Linked DNA regions of Mus musculus: region 2 is linked to region 1. The links are chromatin loops, found by intact Hi-C in ENCODE. Cell type or tissue: heart. All regions are shown on one strand.

Region 1 (8,000 bases):
CATACAACCATCGCTGAATGGTCAAAAGAGATTCTTGAAAGACACGGAGTTCATACAAGATGAAATCTAGATTTGAATTCAGGTCTGGATGACTTGACATTGTTTTTGTTTTTGTTTTGATCTGTCAACATCTTGGTCCCTTTCATCTACTTTTCAAAGGTTTATTTGACATGTTTTTCATGGCCCATCTCAAAAACTGCCTCTTCCAAAAATCCTTTATTGATTTGTCAAGTGGAGCATGCCTCATCTCTCATTCTTTTAAAGACAGATTCTTCATGATACAGTTTGCTCTTTAATGGCATGATGAGCCTGTTGCCTTAAATAAAAGCATTAATTCTTATTGTCTTTGTGGACCAAGTGCCCTTTTCATATCAGGCAGATGTGGATTTTGTATATATGGATTCTGTGAATGTGTCAGTAAGCACTGAGGGTTTTAGTAAAGTTTGTTCTACATTGTTTCGCTATGGCCCACAAAGTATGCCCTTATAGAGTGCTCTTGTGTCTTTTGGTGAGCTGGATAGATCATATCAATAATCTAGACAAAATACAGTCACTCCACACTGAGTGCTCCTTTCCCAATTGTCATCAAGGTGACCCTCAAAAGTATGTCAAAGGCACCTTCCAAGCCAGGTTTCTGAGCACATTACAAATACAACCCCACCATGATAGTCTCCATCTAGAGCAATTCATGACCAATGTGTTTTGAAATGTGCTAGAATGTTTATTCTAGATGTGCTATGGAATGTAGGAGGACAAGGTGATCCCAGAAACAATCTTTCTAAACAGTGTTTTAGGGGGCCAGAGAGATGGTTCAGCACTTTAGAGTGCTTGGTACTCTTGAACAGGACCAGTGTTGGATTCCTAGCACACATGTGATGGCTCACAGCCACCCATACCTCCAGTTCCAGGGGATCTGAGGTCTTCTTCTGATTTCCTTCCTGGAAGACCAGGTATGCAAGTGGTGGACATAAATGCATTTAGGCAAAATATTCATACATGCACAATAAATCTTTAAGAAAGTATTTGGTAGTTTGTTTATACCACGGTTGTGAAAAGTAACAGCTTTTTTTTTTTTTTTAGCTGCGACTGTGTTCCTTTGGAATTATACATTTCCCGTCTCACACGGAAGGGCAGCATTGGCTTCTAAAGTTCTTGTGTTAGAGGCTATGCTGGAGGACCACAGATGTGGAGCATCTTAGGGCCAGTGGACACTGAGTTGTGATATGGAACTGTCAATTCACAGAACATATTTTTTTTTCTTGGAGAACATGGGAATTTGGATTTATAGCCTGCACAATTTAGTAATTTTGTTCAATAAATGAAAATGACATCATGTTCCTTTGACTTGCAAGTCTAAAATTGCAAAATGATACCAGGGAAGACTGTTCATAATGAAAATTAGGGCCACTAGTCATTCCCTGTTGTGTCCAGAGAATGGATGACAGTGCTGTGGATATAAATATTTCCCAGCTGTGGAAACTATCGATAGCCTTGGTGCTGAGCATAGATCAGACACCAGCATTCCAGCATTGCATTCTCCAGTGTAGATTTTGCCCTCCTTTTTTTTTTAAATCCTTTTTTTATTTTCTTCCTAACACACTCTTTTTGTCATCATTCAGGCTTGCTGCTACTGATTCTGAGTCTGAAGAAGCCATTAAGAAAGCAGGCTCAGACCCGGACAGACTGTCCTCCAACTTGACTCTACAACGTTGTAGTAGTTGTATTGCTGCAAACAAATAGCAAGGCTAGATCCACATTTCCTCATATAAGATGGGAACATAAGTCACTGCTATTACATGGCCATTGTGGGGTTAAGAGAAATGATGGGACAGGTATGCACTAGTCCACTGCTTCTCTTGATATTGGCTGTTTGCGTATCTTTATCTTTGGAATTGTAAGTATCTTGGATTAAAAAGCACTTAGGTTTGTCCCCAAACCTTAGAATCTACATACAGATGTTCCTGAAATCAGAGGACCGTGCAAAGCACTCACTCCAGTGCATTCATTTCAAACAGCACCCACACAAACAATGCAGCACCCACCTAAATGTAGCACATTTATTCTTCCCTACACAGCAAGTGAGGGCTTCAGAATACATGTAAGAAAGACCCTTCAGGAAAAGATTCATAGCTAAACAAAACACTTCAACTGACGGCTGCTTAATTTATCTTGCCAACATTATCTGGGTACCCCTCCAGGCCAGCAATATACTGGCACTGAGATCCAGGCCTGGTATTATTCGAAGTCCATTTCATAAATAAAATCCATCTATTTGACCACCTCCTGACTTGTTTTTCTCAGGTAACTCCCAGAAGTTGTTTGCAGTTGGTTGGATTTAGAAATGAACTTGAATTTCCCTCTTAGACTTGTGTCTATGCAGGAGGAAGGTGCCAGTCACCAGTGAGCATGGTAGCCTGAGTGTTACCTCTTCTGATCTCAGAAATATGTGGCCTTTCACTAGAGTTCCTTATTGTGGATGGCCCTGGTGACCTCTGTATTTTGATGTTAATTCTGCTTTCCCAGGAGGGGTTGTCAGGAAGAGGACTGAGTCACTCAGGTGACTTCTTGTGAACCTTCCCCCAAAAGACTAAAGGGGACCAATTATGGGGCGAGTAGGCAGGACGTCCAGGTTGGATGGAGGAAGAGAGGAAGTAGGAGAGAGTTAGGAGCTTTTTGGATGGGGATAGTGAAAGGGCAAGATGTAGCTACTAGTGTCTCCCGGCTTATATGGCGAATCCACCAAGATTCCCACTGGAGGATTTAGATTTAATGTGGCTTACATGATTAGGATTCTAGTTGTTGCGCCCAGCGATTGAGTTACCATTCTTTCTGAACTAAGTTTGTGTGGCATTTTCCTTCATACTGTCATCTGACTCAGTTCAAGAGGGAAGGTATGGTGGCAAATTGTGGATTTGCCAGATGTTCACCACAAAGGCATGGGGGTTTTAAAGCATGGGGCTGGCATCATAGCGACCTGCCAGTGGGAACTTAGTGAGCCGGGTGGAGAATTTTCAGGCCAGAGAGTCTCCACAAGATAAGAATAGGCCGGGAGACCACCAGGGCTGAGAGTAGCTGGGTATATTAAGGGAACTTGCTCTCTTTTAATATTCCCCGCAACAGTTCCTATCTCTGTAACTTCCAAGGACACAAAGGCATGGCCAAGGTGGGATGCATGAGTGGCTGTCCTTGTTCTGTACGGATATGAAGCACTTCATGCTGCAGAGAAAGGAGCTGGCAGAGCCTCCATCAGTCTGTTTGCAGAAGAGCAGCTGGCTGTAGCTTCACTGCAATAAAGTGTTAGAATTAATAGCCCTCATCTGTTCCCATTTTGCTAACCCACTACATCAAGCACCACAAAATAAATACATTAATTAAATGTCCCTCTCTTGGAGGCATTTGGAAAATGGAAAAATGTTCATTTGCAGCAGGGAGGGGGGAAAAGCAGGGAATAATTACAATCTTGAAACTTCTACAGTTGGAAGAACAATAAAAAGAGTAGAAATGACTGTAAAATAGTCTGTTCTTGGCATCACTTAATTGGCCTATTTATTTTTCTGTCTCTGAAACTGTCTTTAGTGACACCTACTGATAAGAGCCAATCGGAACCGTGGTCGAATTCCTTCAGATTGGACCTGCCAACAAACTGCTCAGCCCTCCAGATGTTACCGCTTTGTGAGAAATAAGAACTCAATAAACCAGGCTCACCCTTCCTCCTGGGGTGAACACAAAGACAGTCAGATATGGAAAATCACGGCTCAGCACCGTGAACAATGCACTCAAGTGAGGGGTTGGGGCCGGTCTTATTTGTCTTGGTGGAACAGACAGCCATGGAGCCTGATGCAAGAATTTTAGTTGGCAACTGTTCAAACTCTGACTATACATTGCAATTTTTCAACCAAAGGAAACCTGGGAGCTAGGAAAAAATGGCCTTTTAACAACAGGCATGAGACACTCATGCAAAGGGTTCGGTATGTATCTCACATGATGTTATCATGTGACCGTTCGACCTTCTGTGTTTTCCAGATTTTATCCTCTTGTGTTATGTAACAGATCAGAAAGATGCAGCAGTAAACAGCCCTACGGCACTTCCGATTTGTCGATGAATAATCTCCAGTAAGCACTTGCTGTTCCGGGAATAGAACAAAATGAGCTAGAGTGAATTAGTTCTTGTCCTCAGACCAGCGTGTCCCAATCTTTCTTAATACAGGACACACTTGTGACCTTGCTGTGGGAAAAAGAAAAAGAAATAATAAAAAATTGTGTTATCATCATTTTTCCTGGGCCAGCCCCTATCCAGCTGTCTATTCATGCAAACCTTCTTACCTTCCCTGTCTGCAGCCAAACTTGCTGAGAATACCTGATGTAGGGTCATCCAAGTACAAGATGGGAGGCCATTTTCTCATTACATAGTCCCTAGGAAGCCTTTGGCAGGCTAATATGCAGTGTATATAATGGATATTGGCGAGTTAAATGTTTATAGTATTTAATTCACTGGTTTAGTCTCATATAAATGTTTAACATTGTATCTAATATGTAATAAAATTTTTTTTGAATTCACATCTAACAAGGTCATCTTATTTGAACTTGTATTTGTGGCTGTGGCCATACCAGCTTGAATGTGCCTAATCTCACGTGAACTTACGTCTTGAATCTGGGGACATTCAGGAAGCAGCTGAGCCTTTGCCATCACTTAAGCTATCTCCCTAGCTGCTCAGTCTAGCATTCTAGAGAGAATTGCCTTTACCAATAGTTCATGTTTTTAATCTGAGTGTGGGAGACAGGACTTTTAATTTCAGCCTTACCTTCCAATTTGTATATCATTTAGATGCTAATTTATTAGAAGTAGGAACACACAGTGTTCTAGAATGTATGTAGGACAAATATTGAAAGTCTTGCTAATGGGTCACAGAACATGTAAAATTGACAATACTGAAGGATAACAACAAAATAAATGATGACTTTTTTTTTAAAGTCAACTACCATGGCTGGGCAGATTGCTTTGTGGGTAAAGACCTTGTTATAGTGAGAGGACCTAATTTTAAACCTCCCAGACCCAAAGGAGAAGCTGAGATTAGTAGCTTCACCTGTTATTCCAGTGCTTCTATAGCAAGGAACTGGGTGGGCACAGGAGAACCTTGAGGCTGGGAAACAGCAAATGGATTCTGTCTTATATGATGTAGAAGTTGAGGTTCAACATCTACTGTGGTTCTCCACCCTGTACTGTGTACTGTGGACATATGTGTGACCCTAAAGGGGGGGGGGAGGAAGGGAAGGAGGCAAGGAGTGGGGAGGGAGGGAGAGAGAGAGAGAGAACGCGCACACACACACACACACACACACACACACACACACACACACACACACACACACTGTCCTCAGAGGAAGTAAAGTAGGTGCAGAGATGTAATTGGATAGGAATAATCTCAAATGTTCTATAACATTGGGGAAAATATGGCTGATGGCAATCAGTTGAGAATTTGCATAAAGAAATGGTATGCCTGAGATGGTACATATGGGAGCATCCTTTATCTGATCATCATACACTGTATGCATATATTAAAATGCCACATCCCCAAATCTGCAAAACTGTCCACGATTACTGTGTGTCAGCTGACTTTTGTAGGCTTCCAAGTTAGAATTATTTGAGATTCAGTTTAGTGAGTCTTCAACCAGTGGTGTTCATTACTCTGAATAATATGGATATTGAGGAAGTATTCTTGTGGCTTGAGATGCTTGTCATGGAGCCTATATAAAGTGACCCTCTAAAGAGTAAAGGTTTAGGGAGACTTTCCCTGAGCCAGATACAGAGCATAGGATGGCCCTGCCTCCCCCTGCTATGCCTACACACACTGTCTCCACTCTGCACTTCTCCACTTTGAATCTGGAGGAGGGAAACAGTTTCTCTTGAAGATGACTGCCTTGCACTTGAAATGCTGTAGACGTCAAGAAGTGCATTAGATGGGGAGAGCTTCGGACAGTGGTTCTCTGCCTTCCTAATGCTGCGTGCAACCCTTTAATACGGATCCTCATAGTGTGGTGACCGCCCCCCCCACCACAAAATTATTTCATGGCCACGTCACAACTGCAATTTTGCTAGTTATGAATTGTAATGTAAAAATCTGATATGTGCCCCCCCCCCAAAGGGTCAAGGCCCATAGGTTGAAAACCATTGGTCAAAGATACTCAGAGTCTCCCAAGACAACTTAACAGATGAGCAATGCAGCAAGCAAACAATGAGGTATCAGTCAAGTGCTCTATTTCCCAGTGAAAGCTGTGAACACTTAGATGAATCTCTGTGTGAGATGCTCCTAGTTTGGAGTAGAAGCTGATATGAGTGGATCACTCGGATGACGCAAAACATGGCCTCCTTTTCAGCTTGGTGGGAAGACTTGGTAAAGGGGGACTTTTGAGGTCTCTGACAGAGAAAAGCCAGAACAGGTGCCTTCATGTAGAGGAGGACATACAGGAGACAAAGTTTATATAAGCCAGGGCATACTTCACCTTAAAGATGGTTTTCTCTAGCCACCCCTTAAGCAGTTTCTATAGTTGTTTCTAACTATAGGTCTTTCAAAATGAGGACCCAAGAAAGTAATTATCAATGGAAGAATTGGAAAGAGGGGAAATTTCTAGAAAGTGAAAATACTCCCAATTGCACATACTTTGAAATTATTCTTAAGTTTTGTAAGCTATATTCCCTCTTTTCAGATGAGTCTGGTCAGAAAGTGGGGAAAACCCTGAAACTGATACAGATTTTCATCCTGTCCATATCATGCCTCAGATTTGTAATGCTGAAAAAATTGCTTAACCTCCAGACCTTTATCTGTAAGCAAGGACAATGCTGTTCAGTTGAGAGTGAAAGAGATCAACTGCAGGATAAAATAAAAGATCACCAACAGCTGAGAGATGTGGCCAAGGACAGGAAAGTAGTATACAATATTAGCTGACAGATTTGGCAGATTTTATCTCGTACCATATGGAAATAAAAGAAGAAATAAGGATAGAAAGAAATAAGGATAGAATTATACAGGATGCAACAGATTGAGGGAGAGGGAGAGGGGGAGAGAGAGAGAGAGAGAGAGAGAGAGAGAGAGAGAGAGAGAGAGAGAGAGAGAGAGAGAGAGAGAGAGACCGAGAGAGACAGAGACACAGAGGGCCAGAGACAGAGAGAGAGAGAGAGAACTGAGAAATATCCATGAAGCAGTTAGTGAAACAGGAAGAAGGAGAAAGACAAGTGTCAGGAAAACAAAGGGACAAGGGTGGGAAAGTCCTGGGGTGCTTGATCATAAAGTCACCAAGACCAGTGACCTTAAATAAGATTAGGACAACTCTGAGAGGTGGTGAAGGCGCTCAGGAAGATGAGAGCATTTTAGATAGTTGGGGAAATCTGAGCTCAGTGGTGAGGATGGCAGAAGTGAACAGGGCAGACATTAAGAGGAGATGCTGCTGAGTGATTGGAGAAGGAAATTGTGCTTTGAAGCTCTAAATAGGAAGGTGGAGAGAGCCAGAGTAGACTGTGGGTAGCAGCAAGCTCATCTGATAACTGTGGGAGAAATGTTAGCCGTAGAAATCAGCCAATATAACAAACAACCTAGAAGGGAATGCCCACTTACCCAAGAGCTCCACAGGGTGTGATGCAATACACTAGTAGAGGATTGGTTGTAGATCAGACAGAACTTTCAGAGCTATGGTGGATGGAGGAGGTGACCCTGAGAGGTGGGGTTGGACACAAGAGTGACAAGCAGATTCAACAACAATCTCAGTGTCCCCTTAAGGAAGGGAGCAGGTGTGCCTTGTTGTACTGTGACTGTTATTAAGTTAAAATTAGTCTTATCCTGCTGACATAATTCTTTAGCATTTAAGACTTTCTACAAACGACAGTCTTCCATAGTCCATGGCTTAGAGAGAAGCTGGGGAGCAACAGTTATATTTGATGCTAGGAGGTTTTGCTCTGGGTACATCATTGAAAATTCATCTGAAGAACTTTTTCTAGAAGACTTGTT
Region 2 (8,000 bases), 64 kb before region 1:
GTTTGTTTGTTGTTTTGCAGCTGTACAGTAAATGTAAAAGTGATTGGCAAGCTGAACCAAAACCCACACAGGTGTCTTTTAGACTAAATAATACTTAGAAAGGCAAACAAACAAACTAACCCCAGAGAACAACCAGAAGTTCTAAATGTTTCTCTTTTTTTTTTTTTGCAAATAACATTTCATATTTTCTGATTATTTAAACCTTTTTCTTTAAGAAGAAAAAAGAGTATAATATAGATAGTGAATTACCTTCACATATAAACCAGTCACTGTCTGGAGCACTGGTTCTCAACTTGTGGGTCGTGACCCCCAATGGAAAGCATACATAATTATATTACAATTTATAACAGTAGCAAAGGCACAGTTATGAAGTAGCAACAAAAATAATTTTATGGTTGGGGGTGGGCAGGGATCACCACAACATGATTAAACTGTATTAAAGGGTTGCAGCATTAGGAAGGTTGGGAAGCACTAGTTGGAAGAACATGCCCATGTGGAAGATGCTAACACGATACAGTGCCACGTATATTAACCTTAAAGTTAAGGGTGTCATAAATAAAGTGCCTTGGCACTCAGATGACTCTGAAGTTTCATGAGAGGTCCTCTCCGGCTTTTCCTTTTCAGTGAAGGTCCATGCAGACATTCATCATAAGCATGTAAGCGGTGCCTTTTAGCAAACACTTCGCTACTGTGTATCTTTAAGGAAAAGAATGCTCATGGGCATGCCAGACAGAGCCCAGTAACCACACTCATGATCAGTTTATCATTCGAAGTGACACCAGTACCTTTATGCTTTCCAAACTAAAAGCAGCATGGATACTTAATCCATATGCTTGATAAATCCATATGCTTGATAAATATTAGAAGGGGGAGGGGCACAAAAGCCCTCTGTTTATTCCTAGCCAACATTTCCTCCTTCTTTATTAAAAGATTTTACTAAATTTGAGAAAGTGTAGTTGAAAGACTCAGCTCAGAAAATCCAACTAGTGACACAGCCCACTTCAGCCCGTGGCCCAGACATTCCCACGGGCTCCTTTCTGTTCTGAGTACCAAAGACTTGTGGTTATATTCTTCTTTATATTTTTCACAAGTAGTTGGATTTCTTTTTTAAAACTGGGAGTTGTGACCAGCTACCAAACAAGCCCTGAACATTATCCGGCGGGTTCATAACCCGAATTCAAGTTGTAGGTAATGTTTGTAATTCTAAAAACGCCAACATTTGTCATTGTGAATTATGTTTCCTTTAGGGAATTCCTTTACCAAAGAGAGGCAGTCATTTTTGACACTAATCAGACGCCTCTGTGCTGACCCTCTTCCAAATAGGGCCAGCTTTCTAGGTTATTAGTATTTAAAAGAAATAACCACTCAGTGTAGCGTTTCAGTAAATAATGACCTTCGAGACCTGTTAGACATATTCTCCAATGCTTGCCACCGGCAGCAGTGATTAGCTTGGGAAACATTACAGGGCTTTGCTCAAGTCAGCTGAGCAATAGCTTGGTGCTCTTCATTCACAGTTTTTTCTCCCACTTAATCCTGTGGCTTTGATTTTTTTTTTCTTGTTAGTTCCTATATATAAAGATTAGAAACCGCTTCTGGCTATGTGGAATTACATGCTTTTAGATGAAATCCAATCCATTGTAAAAGGCTTTGTTCAGAGCCACACTCCTTGTTGAATTTGGATGACTGGGAGAGAGACAGTAATGAACTGGGAACAGAAATTGTGTTGCTCAGTTTAAAAAAAACTGTGGCAATGATTTTTGGGAAAGACCAGGCAAACTCAACACCAGTGGGTTTATTTAAGCCTTTTAAGGAAAAAGAGGAAATACCGGGGAGATAATTAAAAGTGCAGCCCTGCCTTTGCCTCTGGAATGCTTTTGACTGTGGTCTATACATAGGCTATGCCATTACGAAGGTGGGGGATTTAAGAAGAATTTTTGGCATTTAACAAAATGATGGTTTTGTAATGATTCTTAGTATGCTCCTCTATGTAACTTGTTTAAAATAAATCTTTAGTAGTGAAAAGGGGAAATTATTTAGATCTCATGAGGGATTGGACATTGATTTCTTCCTTTTTCTTTTTTAAAAATGTAACTGGTTAAATTTTTGGAGAATTTCTGAAAACTTGTTACTTTCTCCCAAATGGTAAATTACCTGATGCTGTATGGACCAGGAGGGGCTCTGAGACAGAAGGGCGAACACAGGAGCGGGGGATGTATTTGTAAGTCAGCCACAGAGGGAACTACTGAGCATAACATTTGTTCAGAGTGGGCCGGAAATGTACGCTCCTTGTGGCTCACATCTGTGGACAAGAACTCCAGACTCTGCTGAAGGGTCACGTGGATCCAAAGGCAACAGATTCTTCAAGTGTTTGAGTTCTCTGTGTTACACCCTGGTGTCTCTTTCAACTCTTGGAAAAGGCAAAACATCCACAAAGACCCTGTTATTGTTCTTTGGAGTCACCTATGCCTGGCATATCTCCTCCTAGATGTATTTAGCAGATTTTTGTCTTGGTTTGTGTAAATGAGTTTCATCTCAAAGTAGCCATGACACTCCTGTGTCTAACCCCACTCTTAATGGATAAGCCTTACTCCTGAACTTCCTCCTTTCCCGGTCTGAGGCCTTCAAGCACTAGCTGTTCTTCTGTGTTGAACATTAGCAGTGGACGGTTCTCAGGAGTCATGCAAAGATGGGAAATGAGGTTTTTTTTTTTTTTGTTTTTTTTTTTTTATTGACTTGGCTGGGAGGTGTTCATATAGAAGGGATGCTGGGAAAAGAAAATGAGCAGACATTCTAGGGAAGTGAGGTAATTGTACTGTGCAGGAGGTGGTTCCGGAAGTTTCCGCTAAGATTGCGCTTCGGTGTTACCAAACCTGAATCTCCCAGTTTTGGACTCATTGCTATATGATAGAAAGAGCTTTATGAACATTTAGTCGTCCCCCCCTATAGACTCCTCCAATCTCCAATGAGTGTACTGACTGACTACTTGTGTTTTTAGAAAACTCTAACTAAAAAACTACAAAGAAAAAGGACCCCCTCCTCCACCCAAAAAAGATGATGGCTTCATTGAGCTAAAACCCAGATGACTCAGTGAGACCTCTGTTAAAGAGAAAGCCGGAAACACTGGGCTAAAGGGGGAGAGTTTCATATGAAATGAACTCTTAATACTTGGCAAGGAAGAAAACCATCAGCACGGAAGCTGGTAGCAGCAGGGCGAGTACAGACAAGGGAGCTGTGGGAAGAGAGACAGGGCAGTGTGCAGTCAGCCACCGCTCACACACAGCATATGCTTGCTGAGTGGAATGAAGTATCCTGTAGGCTGCAGTTGCCAAGTCTTGGGCTGGTTCCTTTTAATGTCATTTGTATTAGGCTTGAAAATTTGCTTTGAAATCACAGGAAGAAAGACTCTATATAAATGAACTGGCTATTGTTTTCACTAATATTGTTATGCCACTCTCAATCCCCAGACAACAATTGAACCTAAGCAAGTATCTGTCAATGGGGCCCAAGGTCAAGCAAGGTCATTTCTGACTATAGTCAGACTTTACGTAAACTCCTGGAATGGAAGCAAGGAACTCTAATAGTTTTTGAAGGTACACCCTTCATAAAAACACTATTTGGAGTGAGAGAATGCACGGAGAGAACATTATTCTTTTTCTTCAAAGGGATATGCTACTCTCAGATGCATATCCTTCTTCTTTTTTTTTGTCTTGGAGAAGGAGTGACTTATTCTTAGGTAGACAGGATTTCTCTCCGTCCCCTGGCTAATGCTGAATCTCAGATTCTAGGTGGGTTTTTATTCTGAATTCTGATGTTGTTAGGGGCAAAGGAGGGCTCATAACTGTTCAGTTCCATGAGGTTATGTGAGGATGGATGCAAGCTTTTAGCCCTTGTACTTAAGACTTCACAGTGAGAAGAGGAAGTACTCCACACGCCACCAGATGTGTGCCTTCCTTGTTACAATATGTCACCAGGCCTCTGTGTTTTCCATCTATTTCTATTTAAGGATTTACCCAGCCATGTTCGTTGCAGTTCAAACTGAAGTCGTGCAGACATGAAGCTTGAAATTCCTGGTGTTCCTGCATTTTGTAATAAAACAGTTATTAATTAACAAATAAGAATTCTCACACTTGGATACACCATATTGAGATGCTAAAGAGAGCTTGATAATAAAGAGGAAGAGAGGGAAAAAGAAAAAAAAAACCGAGAAAGAGAAGAGAAGAAAAGTCAAGAAAAGAAATCACCCAGTATAAACTTGTAAACAGCAAATCCCAAATTCGGGGACAATGACACTGAAGACCAGCCCAGGTCCACAAATTCTACAAGGTCCACAGCGCCACTTGCAAATGTGCTTCTTTGCGGGATATATGTTTACTAGAGGATATAGAAAGTAGCTGCAATGAGAGCCAACTTTACCCAGAGTTAATGGTGTGATGTTCAGATCTATCTGTTCAGCCACAGGCAAACTGCAGAGAGGATTGCCATGCATCTTACAGGGGCTGCTGGCTCCAGGCTCAGCATCCTTCCCTTGATGAGGTCACTCCACGGTGATGGCCCTTTCCATCAATAACTTAGGGCAGCAAAACACTTGCCCTTGCCCAGCAGAAAGGACCACATAAGATGAGAGAGGGTCTTCTCCCGCCTGTGCATATGTACTTCTGAATGATGGTCTTTTCTCAAGTAGGAGTAGTTCTGACATAGAAAGCCACACAGATGAATGTGAGCACTAATTGATACAGATACTATTTAAGGAGTCTCATCCAATACTTTTTAAGACAGGCAGGTAATATTAAGTAAGCAGCGTGATCATAATGGGCTGATAGCAAGTGGCTTCTCTCAGGGTTATCACAGAGAGAAGGAGACTCAAGCATATGCACACACACACATGCACACACACACACATGCACACACACACACATGCACGTGCACACACACATGCACACACACATGCACACGCATACACACATGCATACACACATGCACACACACATGCACACACATACACACATGCACACACACACACATGCACACGCATACACACATGCACACACACACATATACATGCACCGCTCCACATTCATATCTCTCAAGCTTCTGGTCTTACAAGAGAAGTCAGAAATTTGAGATCTTTGTGTAAAATGTTTTTACCAAAACAATTAATTTTCTTTTTAGAACATTCTGAGGACCACACAAACATATCTGTGGTATAGACTACAGCCATTTATGGTTTGTAGCTTTAGTGTGACTAAACACACAAGGCCTATATTGCTATGAGGGAAATGAATTATATTATTTTCAGTCCATATTCATGAACTCTTTTTGGCTTAGATCATTTTGATAGAGAATGGTAGTTGCTGTGAGAACTTTAATGCATTATTAGGGATTTTTTTCCTTGTCAAATGCAGCTTTCTTAGAGTAGGTTCTTGGGGTTCCTGCATTTGTTTCAAGTCCTAGAATATCCTTGGGTTACTCCTCATGCTTAATTCATCTGAATTCTAGGACAAGTGTTTGTGTCTCATGATCAATGTGAATACCAACTAGAGCATCAACAAAAGGCCAAAGCACTTACCAGACATTTGGGGTTGGTATGCTCCCATTGGATGCAAATATGTTTCATGAAATTTTTGAGATTGCTAGAGAACTCGGTCCAGTACCACTCTGGGCAGAAGAGGAGGAGGAGGGGGAAGAAGAAGAGGAAGAGGAGAAGGAAGAAGAAGAGGAGGAGGAGAAGGAAGAGGAGGAACTACTACTACTACTACTACTACTACTACTACTACTACTACTACTACTTTAAAAACCAAAACCAGACTTTGCACCTCCTCCAATGCAGAGCTAGTTGCTAGGGTGTGACCTGCAGAGACCATCTGTGGCCTTCGGTATTTCAGAAGTTCCAAAAGGAAGCAATGGCTCTGGCTGCCACCATGGGCTGAGCTGGTCAGCAGGAAACTTGACTTGCCAGGAAAATAAGGGAGGGAAAGAGAAAGACTTTTTCCCCCCTAAGTTATCCAGATGCTTCAGAACCCAGAGCTAATTGGCCAAATAGACGGATGTGAATGAGTCTGTCTTTCCTAGTCTGTATTACATATGATAGGCTACATAGTGTTGTAACCAACGGTCCCTTCCAGCAATTTCAGTGGGTTAGCACAATAACAGCTTATTTTTCGCTTAGGCAAAGTTGGCTGGGTGCATAGGAGGTGTTTTCTACTCAATTTCCCTCATCCCTGGGGGATTCCACTGTTCCCTAGGGTCTCCTTGAGGTCATCAACTGTGGATACAAGGAGAACTGATTGGCATGTTTCAGAGCTGGTCCAGAAGTAGAAGTCATTGTGTCTGCCACAGTTATCCAGAACTTACTCCCAGGGGAAGCTGTGTGTCTTCCCACTTACCCTGAAGGAGGAGACAGTTGGTGTCAACACCACCACCTGTCCATCCTTTGAGCAGAGAATGGAGAGCTATGCCAATATGGCCCTCTCTCCTTTCTTCTACCCTTCTTTCTTCCATTGAATCTTTTGTCTCTGTCATGCTGGATAGCCCAAAGCAAGAAGAAGGCAAATTGACAACCAGCATGGCATGTGTGTGTGCATGCATGAGTGTGTGTGTTCTTCAAATATTAGGGAAGGAAGAAGTTGGGGTCTCATTCAGTTTGGCACTCACAAGCTAATTCGTAATTCTTGTTGTTAATTTTTCATTCCTGTGGTGAGCTGCTTCCAAAGACCTGTCTTCCTCCTTTCTTAATCACAGCTCAGGAATATACACACTGATAGAAGATGTGTGAACGGCATTCCAATTCACCATACATATATATTCTATTGACTGGAACAAATAATTCAATTCAGTGATTTGTTGGGCTCATCCAAGTGGCTTCAGTAGGAAGAGCTAATGATGCCAAGATAAGTCATTTTATTCACCCTAGTACTAGTGAGTAGTTGGGGTTAATGGAGCCAAGACTTTAATTCCCATAGTTCATAGGGAGAAGCTAAGACACAGAACAAGTAAGGGATTTGCCCAAGTTCCTAAGACTCTAAATCATCAAATTCCACAGCCTTACCAGCTAGAAGCAAATGGTCTGGAATCAGATGAAAATTTGCATTTAACTCCTTCACATTACTCATGAAAACTATATTCATGCTTTGTATATTTTAGGTATGTATTGTAAAAGATTTGTTCATTTTTAACTTATGTGTATGAGTGTTTTGTTTGCCTGTATGGATGTGTACCACATTTATGCCTGGCACCTGTGGAGGCCAGGAGAGGGTTCTGGATCCTTTGAACCTTACTTGACAGGCAGTTGTGAGCTGCCATGTGGGTTCTGGGACCCTCGGTCCTCTGCAAGAGCAGCAAGTACTCTTAACCTCTGAGATATCTCTCTAGGTATATATGTTAAACCACTGCCACCAAAATAAAAGACCCTTAGCTTCAAACCAGACTGGTTGGGGCATATATTTAAAAGACTCTCTAAATAAAAAACAAAGTTTTCATGTTATCAGGTTAGCTTGCAAACATGATTCCTGGTGATAGACAATGTGTTCCTATGAAACAGGTTTAAACAACATGTCTAATTATGAATTCAATGCATAAAACAACCGTAAGAGACTGTTTCTAATGCCAATGGCTGATTAGGGAGGCATTGATGTACTCCCCAAGTCAGGTAAAAGATGTCTAAGGCATCACACATACAGTTATTATGTAATAAAGATGGACTGTCAACTGGGCTTAAAATGACATTTTGGTAGGGTTTATTGACCAGATGCGTGAATCTGAGATCAGCACATTTTGCTTTGAAGTTTACTCTTGATCCAGAGCTTCAGTAAGAAGGTAGTTTCCAAATCACTGGTCTGTGAATACTGCTTGTGATTAATTACCCTTTTATAATCTTAGGAATTCTGTTCTCTGCTCTATTTTGAATAACTCAGACTCCATGGGGAGTTGTATTTTGGCTGGTATATTTGGGACTGCTAATAAACACCCACTTCCTGTTTTTCTTACTACTGTGTCTAGCAAAT

Evidence for each region. Peaks named below come from ENCODE experiments on the same cell type or tissue, not always from the same donor. Only the 100,000 strongest peaks of a DNase experiment are listed, where the experiment ranks them.
Region 2: it touches region 1 in a loop (2.1-fold over the local background); 3 of 42 quality-filtered maps call a loop at or near these places.

Annotation. Positions count from the first base shown.
Region 1 is chr14:46,236,355-46,244,354 of GRCm38, reverse strand. No RefSeq gene overlaps it. Among named protein-coding and RNA genes, the nearest start is that of Gm34499, 19 kb to the right of the region's middle. In heart, a CTCF peak has its summit at 3,586 (motif pointing left); DNase peaks (open chromatin) are centred at 3,674 and 4,114.
Region 2 is chr14:46,300,704-46,308,703 of GRCm38, reverse strand. No RefSeq gene overlaps it. Among named protein-coding and RNA genes, the nearest start is that of Gm15217, 75 kb to the left of the region's middle. In heart, no CTCF peak of the experiment used is centred here; DNase peaks (open chromatin) are centred at 3,183 and 5,903.